Linked DNA regions of Homo sapiens: region 2 is linked to region 1. The links are chromatin contacts, found by Hi-C or POLR2A ChIA-PET in ENCODE. All regions are on one chromosome and are shown on one strand. Each heading gives the region's core, a stretch centred on a gene start or an enhancer-like site at or near the end of the contact. The rest is flanking DNA. Distances are from core to core; before and after follow the strand shown.

Evidence for each region. A loop is a pair of places that touch in the nucleus more often than their neighbours do. ChIA-PET counts read pairs that join two places held with the same protein, here RNA polymerase II (POLR2A). Pooled maps may share reads with other maps.
Region 2: a loop to region 1 is called in a map of breast epithelium, with 11 times the contacts of the local background. The contact joins two enhancer-like sites. A Hi-C loop is called at or near these places in 1 of 168 maps with a recorded cell type or tissue (breast epithelium), 3 of 37 single-sample maps with no recorded cell type and 7 of 50 pooled maps. POLR2A ChIA-PET finds 5 or more read pairs at or near these places in 2 of 52 experiments (OCI-LY7 and activated CD8-positive, alpha-beta memory T cell).

The regions. Positions count from the first base shown.
Region 1 is chr3:122,481,614-122,485,249 of GRCh38, forward strand. All of the region lies in intron 2 of KPNA1 (karyopherin subunit alpha 1), which reads right to left. Among named protein-coding and RNA genes, the nearest start is that of KPNA1, 32 kb to the right of the region's middle. RefSeq lists an enhancer at 1,559-1,618. Within about 2 kb of position 1,623, at least 7 of the 41 ENCODE cell types and tissues checked have a DNase peak (open chromatin) inside an H3K27ac peak, as active enhancers do.
Region 2 is chr3:122,693,132-122,696,767 of GRCh38, forward strand. PARP14 (poly(ADP-ribose) polymerase family member 14) reads left to right here. Exons shown (of 17, transcript NM_017554.3): 5 at 2,295-2,531. Among named protein-coding and RNA genes, the nearest start is that of PARP14, 14 kb to the left of the region's middle. Within about 2 kb of position 2,045, at least 3 of the 41 ENCODE cell types and tissues checked have a DNase peak (open chromatin) inside an H3K27ac peak, as active enhancers do.

The DNA.
Region 1 (3,636 bases), core at 373-2,872:
GAACTCTATGAATATACTAAAAACCACTGAATTACACACTTCAAGTGGGTGAATTGTACAGCGTGTGAATTATATCTCAATGAAACTGTTTTAAAGCCAATGCTAGCTAACAGAAAGCTGGAGTGACTGTATTGTAATGTCAGACAAGTTGGTTCAAGATAAATAATATATCAGAAAGTAGGTAATTTCATAATGATCAAGGAGTCAATTCATCAAGAAGATGTAAGAACTCTAAACATTTATATATCTATTCAACTAGGAACAGAAGAGAACTTCCTTAACGTCATATGACATTTTGGGCTCAATGAAATTTTTTTTTAAGGTTTTAAAGAAACTCTCCTAAAAAAGTTTTTCTTTAGCATACTGTATAAGAACATACATAGAAATAAAAACTTTTTAAAAAGAGAGAGAACTTCCTTAATCTCATAAAATACACACATGCATCACTTAACAAGAGTCTGAGAAATACATCACACGACTTCATCATCATGTGAACATCACAGATTGTAGTTACACAAACCTAGATGGAATAGCTACTACACGCCTAGGCGATATGATATGCCCTATTGCTCCTAGGCTACAAACTTGTACAGCACGTTACTGTACTGAACACTGGAGGCGATTTTAACCCAAAGGTAAAAATTTGCATATCAAAACATAGAAAAGGTACAGTAAAAATATGGTAATTATAATCTTATGGGACCACATCATATATGTGCTCCATAGCTGATGGAAACATAGTTATATAGTACATGACTATATATGAAAAACCTGTCATTAACATCACAGGTAATGAAAGACCCACTACTTTTCATCTAAGGTCAGAAATAAAACAGATAGGTCTGTTTTTATTATTTTCATTCAACACTGCACCATTAAGTTCTAGTCAGTACAACCAAACAAGTTAAAGAAATAAAAGTCATCCAGATAAGAATGGAAAATAAGGAAACTTTTATCTGTAGATGACATGATTGCCTATGTAAAAAACCCAATGGAATCTATAACAAAGGGACTAGAACTAACAAGTGAGTTCAGCAAGCTTTAGGAGATCAATATACAAAATTAAATTGCATTTCTACATATTAACAATGAACAACTGAAATCTAAAAAATAACAATTACAACAGCATCAATAAAAATGAAATACTTAGGGAAAAATCTGACAAAAGATAAAAATCTGTAAGACCTATACACCAAAAACTACAAATTGCTAAGAGAATGTAAAGATGACCTAACCCCCGCAGCAGGTCTCAGTAGCTGGTAGAGACTGGGGAGGACGGGATGGGACGGGATGGGACGGGACAGGACAGCAATAGCTAGGCAGCCTAGCTTCACCAAGGCTCTCGCGCCTCTCCACCACCAAAATATCAAAGAGGAAGGAAGGTCAGCTCAGCTGAAGGGATAGTGAAGGAAGAGCCCAGGTGGAGACCCAGCACAGTTCTCAGCTAACTCTGCTCCTACAAAAGTGGACAGGAAACCAAAAAAGGCAGCAGGAAAGGATACATCTTCAGACAAAACAAAAGTGAAAAGGAAAGCAGAGAAAATACATCGCAGTGGCAAACCAAGAAACTAAAGATTTACCTACCTACAGAAAACAGAGAAACTAAACTGAGAAAGCCAGAGGAAAAAAAAGCCAAGTGTGATTAATATCACATACCTTGTCTTATGAGTCATTCCTGTTTCCCTTCTTGTACTATCCACAGGAATTTTCTGGTTTTTTCATTGTTGTTGTTTTGTTTTGTTTTTTTTAAATTGGAGTTTCACTCTTGTTGCCGAGGCTGGAGTACAACGGTATGGTCTAGGCTCACTACAACCTCCACCTCCCAGGTTCAAGCAATCCTTCTGCTTCAGCCTCACAAGTAGCTGGGATTACAGGCGCCCACTACCACACCTGGCTAATTTTTGTATTTTTAGTAGAAACGGGGCTTCAACATATTGGCCAGGCTGGTCTTGAACTCCTGACCTCAGCTGATCCACCCGCCTCAGCCTCCCAAAGTGCTGGGATTACAGGTGTGAGCCACCGTGCCCAGCCTAGAGGAATATTTTCATAAACTATTTTGTAAATATAAGTTTTCTAGTAGCTCTAGAAACATTTTTAAAAGGAGGGAATCCCACCTCATCCCATTTTTTAAGTGTAAATGCTTTTCTTAAGAGGTGAAATCATTTGCTGGTTGTTTATTTTTTGGTACAACCAGAAAATAGTGTGGGATACTGAATTATGGGAGGCTCTGACATTCCATAGATGAGGGATTAGTTTTTATATCCTACAATACAAAGTATACAAAATGGCAATATGGAATCACAGTCCTGCATTTAATGTCTTGAATATTTTAAATTACTTCTATTCCTATGTTATTTTTTAGCAGAATTGTTTCCTAAAGAAAACCACTCCTTGATCATGGCTCTCCCTATCAGAATTGTGCATACTCTGTAAAATCTTCAGTCATGGTAGTGCTGTTTTCCTAATAACTTTGTTAATGTACTGCAAAAGATTGAAAATTTGAATATGTAGTATATATGCTATTAAACTGTGAATTGGTGGGATGTATGCAGTAACTTAACATTTTAAGATACTGGTACTGGACAGCCTCTTAAAAATTTGCCTCCAGATTTTAAGCTGGAAACTCACTGGAATAACTGTTTAAAAAAGAATTACAATACACAGCTTTTTAGATTTTTAGTACATAAGAACTGTGTACAAACTGAAATGTCTGTATACTAATCCTCAACACAACCAATAAAATCTCAATTATAAAAAATAAACATGACCGGGCACAGTGGCTCACGCCTGTAATTCCAGCACTTTGGGAGGCCGAGGCAGGCAGATCACCTAAGACCAGCCTGGCCAATATGGTGAAACCTCATCTCTACTAAAAATTCAAAAATTAGCTGGCATGGTGGTGGGCGCCTATAATCCCAGCTGCTTGAGAGGCTGAAGCAGAATTGTTTGAGCAAGGGAAGCAGAAGTTGCAGTGAGCTGAGATCACACCACTGCACTCCAGCCTGGGAGACAGAGTGAGACTCCGTCTCAAAAAAAAATAATAATAAAAAAAATAAATAAAATAAAGGAAAGCAAAGGAAAGGAAGAAAGAAAGATGACATAAATAAATGAAGATACTGTGCTCATGGGTCAGAGGACTCAAGATTGTTAACAGTATCAATTCTCCAAACTGATTTATAGATTCAACATAATCCCAATCAAATTCCCAGCAGGCTTTCATGTACAAACTGAATAGCTGATTCTAAAGTTCATATAAATGTGAAGGACCTACAATAACCAAAACAACGTTTTACTTTTTTTAAGGGATGAGATCTCGCTTTGACGCCCAGGCTGGAGTGCAGGGGCACAATCATACCTCATTGCTGCCTCGAATTTCTGGGCTCAAGCAATCCTTCTACCTCGGCCTCTTGAGTATCTGGGACTATAGGTGCATGCTAATTAGTTTTGTTGTTGTTGCTGTTGTTGTTGTTTTGTTCTTTCTGTAGAGATGGTGTCTCGCCACCTTACCCAGGCTGGTCTCAAACTCCTGTGCTTAAGCAATCTTCCCGCCTCGGCCTCCCAAAGTGCTGAGATTACAGGCATGAGTCACTGCACCCAGACCAAAACAATTTTGAAAAAGAAAAAGTTGGAGCTCTA
Region 2 (3,636 bases), core at 795-3,294, 210 kb after region 1:
CAGCCTATCTCTACACCTGTCCTCTTACCTCTTTACCTGATATGTCCTTAGCACTTTCATGGTCATTCACATATGTAGGTATGAGTAAGTGCGTGTGATGCAGACAATGAGTGCTCTTTAAGGTAATTGTCAGGAATCTGTAGACAATCTCTGAGATTGGGAAGAGAGCTGTCACCACCCAAAACAAGTACATTTTCCAATTCTAAGCCTTCACTATTCCATGGCCATGGCAGTGGAGCGGTTAAGAGCACAGGTCATGGAGTCAAAATTCCAGCTCTGCCATTTAACTAGTTATATGAGGTTGGCCAAGTTATTATCCTCCCTATGCCTCACTTTCCTCATCTATAAAATGGTACAATAATACCTACCTAATATAGTTTTTGTAAAGATTGAATGAGATAATGTTTGAAAAGTACTTAACATAGGGCCAGGTGTAGTGGCTCACGCCTGTAATTCCAGCACTTTGGGAGGCCAAGGCAGATGGATTGCCTGAGTCCAGGAGTTTGAGAGCAGCCTGGGCAACATAGTGAAACTGCATCTCTACAAAAAAAATACAAAAATTAGCCAGGCATGGTGGCGCACACCCGTCCTCCCAGCTACTCAGGAGGCTGAGGTGGAAGGATCACTTGAGCTTGGGAGGCAGAGATTGCAGTGAGCCAAGATCATGCCACTGCACTCCAGCCTGGGTGACAGAGTGAGACCCCGTGTCTGAAAAAAAAAAAAAGAAAAGAAAAGAAAAAGAAAAGTGCTTAACAACTTAACGTAGTACCTGAGACGTAGTAATGACTGAAAGGGAGCTATTCTTATTTCAAATTTATTACTGTTTCTTACAAAGGAAAAACTAAATGGACTTGCTTTTGTTCATCGATCAGAATCTTGAATGCTTAATATGTGCCAGGCACTGGTCTAGGTGCTGTGGGCACAGAGATGAATAATCAGGTTCCTGCCCTTGAGAAACTCATAGCCTGGGGTCAGGGAGGAAGCCCATATGTAAACAAATAAAGAAGGTCCAAGAGAAGAAGCTGTCTCTAAGCTGTGAACAAAAAGCTGTGGGAAATGGGAGGAAAGGGACCCAAACAAGGTGGCTTGGTCTTGCTTCTGTGAAGTTTATATTCATAATGTCCAGAATATATTCCATCTGCTTGACATAGATCTTTCCCTATCCATCTGGTAAACCCCTCTTCATTGTTCAAAACCCAGATCAGAGCCACTTACTCTGGGAACCATTGTCTGATTCCCAGTATTAGTCTTCCCACCTCATTTGATCCCACAATAGGCAATTTATTTGCTCTCAAGACTTGCTCCCACATGGATGATGCACTGGCAAAGATTTGTTATATTTATTTCTGTATCCTCAGATCCTAGCACAGTGCCTGGCACATCGTGGGCCCACCATCAATACTTATTATTATTATTATTTTAAGATAGAGTCTTGCTCTGTCGCCCAGGCTGGAATGCAATGCAGTGGCGTGATCTCAGCTCACTACAAGTGATTCTCCTGCCTCAACTTCCTGAGTAGCTGGGACTACAGGCGCGCACAACCATGCCTGGCTAATTTTCGTATTTTTAGTAGAGACGGAGTTTCACTATGTTGGCCAGGCTTTTCTCGAACTCCTGATCTCAGGTGATCCGCCTGCCTTGGCTTCCCAGAGTGCTTAGATTACAGGCATGAACCACCACGCCCGGCCAATACTTATTATTAAAGAGACAATTGAGTTGAGTCCTAAAAGATGAATAGGATCAAGACAAAAACTAGAGAAGAGCATTCCAAATGCAGGAAATTGTATACACAAAGACCCTTTCAAGGAGAAGGGGTTTTACAAAAATAATGACTAGTTTTTGTGGCAACACGGACAATAAAATGAATGGCAGGGAATAACCGAAGGTGATGCTTGGAAATTAGTTTCGAGTCACATCACCAAGGGCATTGTACACCTGGCTGAGGAGTGTCAACGCTCATACCTGCAGGTAATGGGGAGCCATTGAAGGGCTTGAGAAAGGGGTGAAATGAGATTTGTAGGGAAAACCCTCAGGAGGGTTGGTGAGGTCTGGGGCAGGAAGTGGGGACACAGCTCAGTGGCAGCAATCCAAGTAAGACATTCGTGTGTGTGTCGCCCAGCGACTGGGAGTTTTAGGTATGTAAATTCTCATGTAGGTATTAAAATCTTGTGTCTAAAAATGGAGTGCTTAGCTCTTCCTTTTATTTCAATTAGTAGCCAGACATTTTCTTCTATACAACATAAAGATACAATAAAAATTTACTGATTTTCTTTCTTTTTTTTTTTGGTTTGTAGATACTATAAGATTTGTTGATGATTGTACCAAGCACCATTCAATTAAACAACTTCAGCTTTCTCCAAGACTTCTGGAAGTGACAAACACAATCAGGGTTGAAAACCTGCCACCTGGTGCTGATGACTACAGTTTAAAACTTTTCTTTGAAAATCCCTATAATGGAGGGGGAAGAGTTGCCAATGTTGAATATTTTCCTGAAGAGAGTTCAGCTCTGATTGAATTTTTTGACAGAAAAGGTAATATTTATTAACCTGTCATACCTGGCATAATCTAGGCCATTATTAGCAGAGCTTAATAGTTATAAATTTAGTTCTGATGTGTTTTATTTGTTTATTTATGTATTTCTTTGGGAATTGAATAAATAATCCTGTTCATCTGCGATATGATGCTTAATAAGGCCAGTGATTCAGACTTTAGAGAAGCAAAATCAAGTTTTTGAAAGATATAAGGAGGTTTTTTCATGAGTCTCTACCTATGATGGGCTGAAAAATATATTCTTGGGATCTTTGAAATAATATATTAAAAAGGAGATGATCTGTGTTTTAGCCACACACTTGATAGAAGCTCTCAAATTAATTATGACAAGGTTAGGTAAAGAAATACTCAGCAACTCATAGAGTTCCTATAAAGTACCACTCCTTTCACCTATTGTATCATCATTCAAAAATGGACAGGAGTGGTTTCACATGACCAGTGGATGCCTGCTGGACTATTGTTTGGAGTGACCCTGTGAAACCCATGTCTAGCTGAACCTTAGAGAAACACTTCTGAGTGTTTTGTGATATAGACTGCCAGTTCTCTGAGGCATATGCAAGGTCAGCTTGGAGGTTCCACTTGTGTTCAGAAGTCAAGGCTGAGCAGAAGGAATTAGGGGGCCAGGCTTCTTGGGAAAAGAAGGAAAACTGTGCCTGGGATTAATCAGGGTGGGGCATGACATAGGATAATGTGGTATGCCACCCACTTGAGAGAAGTTGTTTCAACAAGGTACTTGAAGGAACCTCCCTTTTCCCAACTCAGTTTTCATGTGTTGGGAAAACTGGATGAAAGTATGGTTTGAATTAAAATGGAATGAAAGACCTACTATTCCTTGGGCAAAGGGACAAAGAGGAGCTTCTGTCACATATTCAAATCTCCCTCTGCCTGGTCTTGGGCCCAGGGAGAGAGAGGGGTACATAAAATCCTCTACCCTAGAAATTAACCTCCCAGTTTGTGGTGAGAGTTGATATTTTCAGGGCTTTCAAACATCTTTAGGGCATGGGGCTGTTGGGTTTGTCCTCAGAAGGGCTATTCTGCACATATACAACTAATGTTAAGTACTATTTAATTAAGGTTTATTTTCTG